2 separate regions of the Mus musculus genome follow, and region 1 is linked to region 2. Evidence: chromatin contacts called from ENCODE Hi-C data. All regions are on one chromosome and are shown on one strand. Each heading gives the region's core, a stretch centred on a gene start or an enhancer-like site at or near the end of the contact. The rest is flanking DNA. Distances are from core to core; before and after follow the strand shown. Region 1 holds the start of Ice1 (interactor of little elongation complex ELL subunit 1). Region 2 holds the start of Med10 (mediator complex subunit 10).

What was found. A loop is a pair of places that touch in the nucleus more often than their neighbours do.
Region 1: a loop to region 2 is called in a map of T-helper 17 cell, with 3 times the contacts of the local background. The contact joins the promoter of Ice1 here to the promoter of Med10 in region 2. A Hi-C loop is called at or near these places in 2 of 37 maps with a recorded cell type or tissue (T-helper 17 cell and v-Abl transformed pro-B cells).

What each region holds. Positions count from the first base shown.
Region 1 is chr13:70,634,066-70,638,943 of GRCm38, reverse strand. It overlaps Ice1 (interactor of little elongation complex ELL subunit 1), which reads left to right and starts at 1,310. Exons shown (of 19, transcript NM_144837.3): 1 at 1,310-1,427. The coding sequence starts at 1,347.
Region 2 is chr13:69,807,395-69,812,141 of GRCm38, reverse strand. Med10 (mediator complex subunit 10) reads right to left here and starts at 2,260. Exons shown (of 4, transcript NM_138596.2): 1 at 2,090-2,260; 2 at 452-535. The coding sequence starts at 2,211.

The DNA of each region.
Region 1 (4,878 bases), core at 61-2,560, 830 kb before region 2:
GTCAGGTGCTCTTACCCGCTGAGCCATCTGACCAGCCCCTATCGTGGAGATCTTGAGGCATATACTGGCTATGAATCCCAAGAGATTAAGATTGGAAGCTCTCTGAGTTCAAGGTCATCTGGGACAAAGCAAGTCCCAGATCCAGGCATGGTGACACACACCTTTAATTTGGGCCGTATCTTCTGCTAGAGACCTACATAAGGACATTAGATGAAGAAAGATAGGCTCTCTCTTCTTTGCCTGCTTGCCCTGTGGAACTGAGCAACTGCTAGATCGTTGGACTTCCATTCACAGCTGCTGCTGACCATTGTTGGCGAGTTGGACTACAGAGTATAAGTCATCAATAAATTCCCTTACTATATAGAGTCTACCCATAAGTTCTGTGACTCTAGAGAACCCTCACTAATAAATGCAACACTGTTGTTGAGATTGGGACTTTGTAACCAGAAGATGAGGAGCCGCCAGAAACTTCCTAGTAGACAGATACTGATGGCAACAAAGTTTCTGAGGAGAGTGGATACAATGCTAGGATGTCAGCGAGAGTTCAAGCCCTGATTTCAAGTGGCTTTTAAAGCTGAATGAGGATTTCTTCTTTCCACCTCTCCAGCCTAAGGGTGAAGATGACTGGGAAACCGGCTCGAAGGGGTTTGTCTGGTTGGCTGCGTGCAGACACACCCCACACGTTAGTAGCAGAGCATGGAGCCCTAGAGGTTGGCCTCCAGGCGGTGCTCACCCTGCCGCTGCGAGGCACTCCGGGAATTGTAGTTTTTCTTCCGCTCCCTGCCTGTCTACTGGGAGAATAGTGCAGTAGCTCTGCAAGAAGCGTTCGCACTTTCCAAACCCAGGCTCGGGTCCTCCTTCGGTGGTCGGCATGCCAATGACATCGCAAAACCCCCGCCCCTTGGAGGCTGAAGGGATTTAGGCGTCTACACAGGGCCTGTAATGAGGCAGCTGACAGATGCACAGACAGTTCGTGAAGGCAGGCCCTGGCTCTTGTTCATCTCTTCCAAGATGTGTCCTAAGGCTTTGCTTTTTGTACGACCACGCTTCGTTCTGGCTTTTTGATCAGGCGGATCTGCGGGCAGCCCCGACGGGGGGCGGGGCTGGGTGGGGCGGGGACCTCGTGTGCTGTCGTCGCTTTGGGCCCTCGGGGCTGCGCCGCTCTCAAGTGCCCTGGGCTGCTTCGCTGGTCTGAGCCCTAGGCCGGCTCCACGGGGACCTTGGCGCACGCATGGACCTGCCCGCGCCCGGCGGGAAGCGGCCAGGCTGGCGGTGGCTGGGGCGGCGGAGCAGGGCCGAGGCAGCGGGCCCCTGAGCGCGCGCCCTGCAGGCCGGGCCGCAGCACCATGATGCCCGGCGAGACGCACCCGGCGGCGCCCGGGCCAGCCGACCTCGCGCGGTGTCAGGGCTGCGCCTCCCTGCAGCAGGTACGCAGGATCCCTGGCTGACCCTTTTGCGCCGTTTTGGGGGCGGGTGCCGGTGCTTTGTTTAATCACGGACAGAATTGGTTCAGCTGCTGCGATGCCGGCGGCGGACAGAGTGAGCGTGCTCTTCAGGACTCCTCGTCTTCCCGACTCAGGGTTTGCAGGGCCCAGTTTGGTTGGTGGGTGACGCTGTCTACGCGCGGAGGGAATCTTCCTCTCTGTGATGAAGGCCTCCTCGCACTCCTAATTATTTGTTGTTTGAAGGCAAGGGTTTTATGTTGCGTGCCCAGGTCGCTAGACTTCCAAGATTCCGGAACGGAACTGCATTTTAGCTTACACGTATCTATTAATATACTGCCAAGCTTAGCTTTTGTTAAGTAGCATGTTAGTTGTCTGATTAAAATTGTCCAATAAACATACGTGGGTCTAGGTAGTTTGTTACAGTGTCATGTCCTGTTCTTAACAATGGATCGCTGCAGATGGGTTCTAGGTTTTACTGATGCAATAGAAATAGTCCCCAGTGCTCAGGGCTGGAGACTCGCACAGCTTTCTGTCTTAGAGTTCCATTCACCTATTGTCAGTGGCAAAACGGAACTTGCCCTTGCTCCCGTTCAGTTCATCCCCTTTCTACCCAGTGTTCTAAGCACTGTTCATATTCTGGTAAACCACCTGGACACGGATAAGATGAACGTGCGCAAGTACGACTCGACAGGATTTTAGATGTTGGGAAGGAAATAATGGAAGATGTCAGGGGGTTCTGGTGAGGTGGTGTTGAGGCAGTGGGAGTTGTGAATGTTGAAAAGTAGCTCTGGAGATCGGTTTTAACAAGTGGGACGGTTTCTTGATGTTTGATGAGCAAAGCCTGTGGCAGCCTCGGGGTTGGTGAGACGAGATAAGGGATGCAGACTAGCTAGCTATCTGTGGAAGTTTGCTTTTTATTGTAAAGTGCAATGTCTCTGCGCCGATTCGTATGTTCTAGTTGCTTGGAGAATAGGAAATGGTTTGGCACTCTCATAGAGAAGATGGAGAGTCAAGCCATGTTGTAGCTAGGCCACATCGTGTAGGCATCTTATAACCCTCCCCTCCCTTAAAAGATTCTGAATGGAACGCTTCTTTAATGGACCATATTTGTGTTTTGAGCCTATTTACTCAAATTTTTTGATCCCCTGCTAGTTTATAACAATGTACGCAAAGAGAAGAGGAAAGTTACATTAGAAGCAACATATTGGTAACAAACAGGCAAAAGTAGGAGGGGAGAGTGGGTAAGGACCAGGCTTTTGGCTGCTGAGATTTTCTGGTCTTTGGAAAAATCGTATTTGAACAAGGTTATAGGAGAGCGAGTTCGGTTGATTTCTTTGAAGCCCGACATCCTAGTGGATGCCTCAAGGCCTGGGGTAGTTGCTTTCCTGGTGTGCTTGAGAAGACCGGTGAGGCCACAGCAGACTGAAGATTTAGGATTTGCAGAGGTCAGAAGAGCCAGAAGAGCCCTGGTTGTGTGGTTCTCATACACCCACACCGTTGTATGAGCTTGGGCTTCTCTGGATGAGGTGGTGGTGAATCATTGCAGGTATTTGAACAGACAGCTGTGTGACCCATTCTTCTTAGCCCTCTGGAGAGCTGCATTCACACACTGCTCACCAGGAGTCCCTGTCCTGTTGAGTGAGCAGTGCCATTGATTTCTTTAGGTTGCTTAGGCCAGAAACTGGTGGCTATCCTGGTGCCTTCCTTCTTTGACAGCCTGCATCCAGTCCGTTTGCTGGGTCTCTTGTTCCCACCGCCTGTCTTTATTTTGGCCTGGAAGCTGCTGCTTTTGCTTCCCAAGGACACCTTTGTTCCCTCCCTCCAGGTCACACTTTGGGGAGCAGGGAATAAAGGAGAGGTTCCTTTAGCTCTGTATAGGCCTGGTCTGTAAACCTTCTCCCTTAAGAGGCAAGATCATAAATAACTGTGCTTTGGGAAGTTGTTCACACCTGCTCACTTGCCACTGAGGTGTGAAAGCAGCCACAGACAAGAGTAAAAGAGCCCCAGGGCTGTGCTCCCACCAAGAGGAGGGTTGCTTCTGAAAAGGCTTTCCAGGCAGTAGTGTTTCAGAGCTAGCTTGAGCTCTGTATTTAATTTGCAAAGTGAGTCTGGCAAGATGGTAGAACATCCTAGGAGGCTCTGTGCTTATATCCTGTATGTTGAGAGATGGAAGCTTTTCTCTATTAATGTAACCAAAGCAAAGTATGTAGAAAAGCTTAAAAGTCACAGGTGGAAGGCACAAGATGAATCGACGAATGGGAGCTGTGTTTGATAAAAGGCAAATTATCTCACTAAAGTGATCTAGTGAGTATTAAGGGAGGAGTTCGTCAAAGCTCTAGGGGACAGAATGATAGCAGGAAAAGCCCTGGGTGTAAGAAGCAGAGCCGGGTGAAGTGATTGAATGGTTCTCAGGTCCAGGATGTGGAGGATTCCAGGGTTTCAGCCCTTGAGTACCCACATGAAGTGTGGTGGAAGAAGGAAAGGAAGCTGAGGTGGAAAGATTGTTGGAAATCTGGGCTTTAAAACCTTAGACTGGGGTGGTTTAGCTATTTTTCAGATATTTGTGAAATATATTTGGAATGTCCTAATGTACTTCCAAGGGACTGGAAGCCAGTTTTAGGTTTCTGTGGGCTTGGAGTTCATAATAAGAATCTTTTTCTGGTGGAGGGGTTAGGTAGTATTTTCAGTCACTTGAACTCTGACAGCCTTTAGCTTCTGTAGAGAATCTGTCAGCTGGGTCTGAGCCCTTGAATAAGAAAGCATGGAATAGGGAGGAGTAGAAAGAGATAAGAAGACTTACAGAGAAACTAGGTTGCTTGCCTGTGGGGAGGAGAAAGATGACTGAACATCATCACAGCAAGTGTTTGCTGTGTGTAGCTTAAATTTCTCTGGAGAGAAATAGCAGGAGAAGCCGTTGATACTTCTCATTCCTCAGAAGAAGTCCACATAGTCTTTCCCTCAGTTGCACCTGCTCTGATGCTGGGCCTTCATTCTGACTTGGAGTCTTAGGGTAGAGGGGCCCTGTTCTGAACTGAAAAGTCCTTTGCTTGCAGAACACCTTGCTGTCGGTGGCCCCTGTTTTCTTTAGAATGGAATATACAGTTGCCTTTTTATCTGCCCTGTCAGAAGTGTATCTAAAGGCAGCTGTGCTTCCCAGCATCTTAAGTATCTTTTGATAGTTTCACAGAGTACTCTTGACCTTTGGGTTGTACTAATTTGTTACTGATCTGTAGCCCAGCAGCCACATATTCTAGAACCTCAGTAGTCACAAAACCCATTGCTGGCCTGAGTCTCTTGGTGCTATGTAAATTAGGCAAGCATTGAGTTGCGCAGTTTTAGATTAAAGCCAAGGGACTAGTTGTTAAAGGCACTTTCCTTTTGGAGAACATTTGAGACTCTGCACTTTGCATTAGAGTTGGTCAGCATGTAATGG
Region 2 (4,747 bases), core at 1,011-3,510:
AGATAGGCAGGCAGACAGACAGACAGACAATACACTTCACACACACCTCTTGTTGCTTTTCAAGACGGTTTCTCTGTCTAGCCTGGGCTGTCCTGGAACTCTCTATAGGCCAAACTTATCTCCAAGTCAGAGATCCATCTGCCTCTGCCTCCCAAGTGCTGAGATCAAAGGCTTATGCCATCACACCCAGGTATAGCTCTTAAGAATTATGAGGTTTTCCTGTGGCCTGAAGGCCTTTCTCCACTGAACTCGGAAGCATGTTTTTATATTTTCATGTGACACTATTCTCAACAACACAACACTGGAGAGAGAGTTATCCTTTTTTAACCCCATTAGCCTACTACAACCCTAGAAGACTGGTGGTCCTGCCTGTGGCACCTGGGCCTCGCCTCCCTCCCTCTCACTGGCACTCACAGCTAACCAAGAATCAGAGAGACCCAGTGATACTTACTCAAAAACTTCCAGAGGCACCGTGATATCGTGCAGCTGCTGTCTGCATTTATCTATGTCCTGTAAGCCCGTAACAATAAAGTTTCTGGGAAAAAGGCAGAGTGGGGTACGTGGTTAGTTCAGAGGACAGCACAGCACACCCCTACACGGCACTGGCCACTGTGCTTCAATTCCTGAGGGTTAAAACGGCCAAGGTCAAGGACACCGGGGCAGATAACTGAGGTGGCAGCTGGGTATGAGATAGCCACGGGAACTGGATAAGAGAACAAGGCCAGTCACAGCAGGCTCTGGTCTAGGCAATGCGCCAGCTTGTTCCCATCCCACAAAGCCCTCCTTGAGGGGCAAGACCACAACTCTATACCTTAGTAAACATCCCAAGTGAGACACAATCCTGTACCCAGCTTTAAGAGACTGAACTGTGGGTAGAGATGGTTTCTTGGGCAGTCTCTCATTCCAGAAAAGGGTCTCCCCTGGGTGGGAACACAGAGAGGCGGCTTCCAGGTCCAGACACTAGAGGCAGGACTGGCCGTGTCTCAGCTAGGGCTATGCTGGCTTCCTTCTCCCAGATGAACCTGACTACCTGTCTGCTCTGCCTGTACCTTCATGTTACCTTCCTAACCCAGGAGCACCAGCACCAAGGCAGCTCAGTGGCTGGGATCAGAGGGAAGTCGGGAGACTGGCGCTAGCTACCTTAACAGGCTTCTTCCTCCCTAATGCTGCACACACCTGAACCCTTAATTGCCACGGGATTCTGGGGACACCTTTGGACTTACAAAATATGTTCAGATGCTTAATTTTTCCCTTCTAAACTCAGAAAGGAGGTGAAGAGAGAGCAGAGCTTTCTGGAGTGCATGTCACTGAATGGAGTTTCAGGGTAGACAGCGTGGAGAAGTGGGCTCCAGTTTAAGTGCAGTACCCACAGTCAGCAAGGAAAAAGCCCATCCCTAGTGGGTTGAACCTCGGCTCCCTCCAGAACCACTCCAGATCCCTGGAAAGTGTCCCATATATAAGCGGTGAGGCCTTCTCCTGAACACTGTGTTGTTTCCCTGTAGGCCATTCCAAGGCCTACACAAGATACTGTCAAGAAATCAACCCTCTGTGGTGGCCTTCTTCCACAGCGAGGCCTATGCAGCAGGTGGCTCAGGGCCCCCCTGAGGTGTGAAGTCAACCTCCCCAGTGCGGTGGGGTGGGGTGGAGTGTCCGTGGTGCCTACCTCCCCTTACGGCATCAGGGTAGTCCCAGACTGTCCTGTAGGGTCAGAGTGGTGCCAGCCTCCCCTGTGGGGTCAGGAGGGATCCTCCTCCCCTATGGGGTCAGGGTGGAACCGGCCTTCCACGTCCGGCCAGGATGGACCTAGAGCTACCTCTATCCCAGCGGGGTCATGACTGAGCCTCCTCTCCTGTGCGGTCAGATCCTCCTTCCCAGTGGAGTCAGGGTGGAACCGGCCTCCAGTGGGGTCAGGATGGAGCCCGTCCGCCCCGGTCAGGACGGAACTCGCCTCCCCTGTGAGGTCCGGTCAGGATAGAACCGGCCTCCCCTCGGGGACCCGGGATGAACGTTAGAGCCCCAGTGGGGTCCCCAAGGCCGGCGGGCAGGGGCTTCGCACAGACGCGCCGAGCCCTGCCGGGCCGTCACTCACAGCTTCTGGCTCAGCCCCGCCTGGCTGCTGGGCTGGAAGTCGCTGACGATGATGCCGAGCTGCCGAATGTTCTCCACGAACTTCTCCAGGTGCTCCTCCAGATGGTCAAACTTCTCCGCCATCGCCGGCTCCGCCCGCCTCTTAGCCTCAGCTCCGAGCGACTCCGGGTCCACAGTGCTCGCCCGCTTCCGGCTTCCGGAAGCCCACATCCGTTTCCTCGGGGGCGGGGCCTCCTGGGGGCGGGGCCCGGGCGCTATGGGCGGGGCAAGAGACGGGGTAAGCCTTTGAAGGGAAAACCCGCTTGGAAGCTTCTGAACTGTGTGTGTGGGAAATGTTAACCTGGAAAACACAGCAAAGGCATGTGTAAAGGGGCAAAAATGAAAACTCTTAGCTGGTACCTAGCTTTTCTCAGTAAAGAAAAAACAAGTCTCATCAGGGAAGTAAAGAAAGCTAGATTGAAGGACAAGAATTTAGATACAGTGGACCTTGTATGTTCATAATCTGGAAAGCTTGCGAGATGTAAGCAATTTTCTTTAAAAGATAATTATCTGGGCCCAGTGAAATGGTTCAGTGGGTGAAGACGCTTGCTGCTAACCCCGACAACCTGAGTTTGGTCTCCAGAATCCTACATGGCAGGAGGAGAGAACAGAATTCTATAAGCTGCCCTCTGACCTCCAGACAGGTACTGTGTCACAGGTATGCCCACACACGGCATACACAGACACACAATACATAATAAGAAAATGTATTTAAGTGGGAAAGTCAAAATAGAGCCATGCTTTTTAAAACTGGCCAGGAGACAACAATCACTTTCAAAAAGAAAAGAAAGAAGGAAAGAGAGAAGGAAAAAAGGGAGGGAGGGAGGGAGGGAGGAAGGAAAGAAGGAAATACCTAAGCCCTAGGTACTTTTCAACTCACTTTTTAAATTAATCAAACATTAAAGAACAAATTATTTCAAACTTCTGCAGACACTTTTAAGTGCTAGAAAAGGAACATTTCACAATTCAATTAAAAGGGGTGGTGAATTTGATATGAAAACCAGTCCTGAAGGACAAAAAGAAGAAATATAAGTAAGTCTTTCAACCTTCATGAAAGGAGAGACAAGGGGACAAGTGAGAGAGACAAATAGGGAGAATGGGGATGCCAAGGGATGTATACAGGTTCTCTGTGTTAGACTAACAGAACTTAGAGAGAGAGAGAGAGAGAGAGAGAGAGAGAGAGAGAGCGCACACGTAATATGAATTTATTAGAATAACTTATAGGCTGCCGTCCAGCTATTCCAATGGTGGATGGCAGTGAACAGAGAGTCCAAGAATCCAGTAGTTGCTCAGTTCAGTCCGTGACACTGGATGTCTCAGCTGGTCTTTGCTGGTCTTCAGTATACACTGGAATCCCAAAGAATCAGACTTTAATGTCAGTGAAGGAATGGATGTGCTAGCAAGGCAAGGGCAAGCAGGCAAAGAACAAAAGCTTCCTTCTTCCATGTCCTTATATAGGCTTCCAGCAGAAGGTGTGGCCCAGATTAAAGTTGCACCTCCCCACCTCACTATCCAGATCAAAGGTGTATGTCTTTTTATCTTAAAGGTTCAGAGCAGAAATGGATCCACCCACTTCAAACCAAGCAAAAACGTCCCTAACAGACACACCCTCTATTTCTGGATTCCTGTTCATTCCATATGTAGTCAAGTTGACCACCAAGACTAGCCATCCCAGCTCTCCAAATGCCCAGAACTGATATGTTGAATGCATGTATATTTAGTTTTATATATGTGGTGTTAGAGTGTCTGACAGGGTGTGTCAGGGGTGATATAGCAATGGCTGATTCATGGTGGAAAAACTGAGAATCCAGTTGCTGTTCATTCCGCGGAGCTGCATGTTTCTGCGCCCCCAATCTGTTGCTGGACTCCTGGGAGATTCCTGGAGAGCTATCAGGGTATGGTCTTCATTGGGATCTGAAGGTCATTGGATTTAGTATGGGCTCCGGCAACAGGAGAGATGAACTTGCCAGAGAGAGTGAAGGCAAGCAGGCAAAATTTTTCTTCCATGTCTTATAAGCTGTTAGTAGGTGTGACCCAGTGTATTAGTTAGAGTTCTCTAGAGTCACAGAACTTATGGATAGTCTCTATATAGTAAAGGAATTTATTGATGAGTTACAGTCTGCAGTCCAACTCCCAACAATGGTCAGTAGCAGCTGTGAATGGAAGTCCAAGGATCTAGCAGTTACTCAGTCCCACGCGGCAAGCACGCAAGGGAGCAAGAGTGAGACTCCCTTCTTCCAATGTCCTTATATTGTCTCCAGCAGAAGATGTAGCCCAGATTAAAGGTGTGTTCCACCACACCTTTAATCCCAGATGACCTTGAACTCGGAGATTTAATCTTCTGGAATCCATAGCCACTATGCCTCAAGATCTCCATACCAAGATCCAGATCAGAAACTTCTATCTCCCAGCCTTCGGATAAGGGTCACTGGTGAGCCTTCCAATTCTGGATTGTAGTTCATTCCAAATATAGTCAAGTTGACAACCAGGAATAGCCACTACACCCAGATTTAGGGTGCTTTCAAAATCTGATTAGTATCTCTGGGTATGGTAACATACACCCATGATCCCAGTGTGTGGGAGGCAGAGGAAGTCAGATCTCTGTGAGTTTGAGACCAAG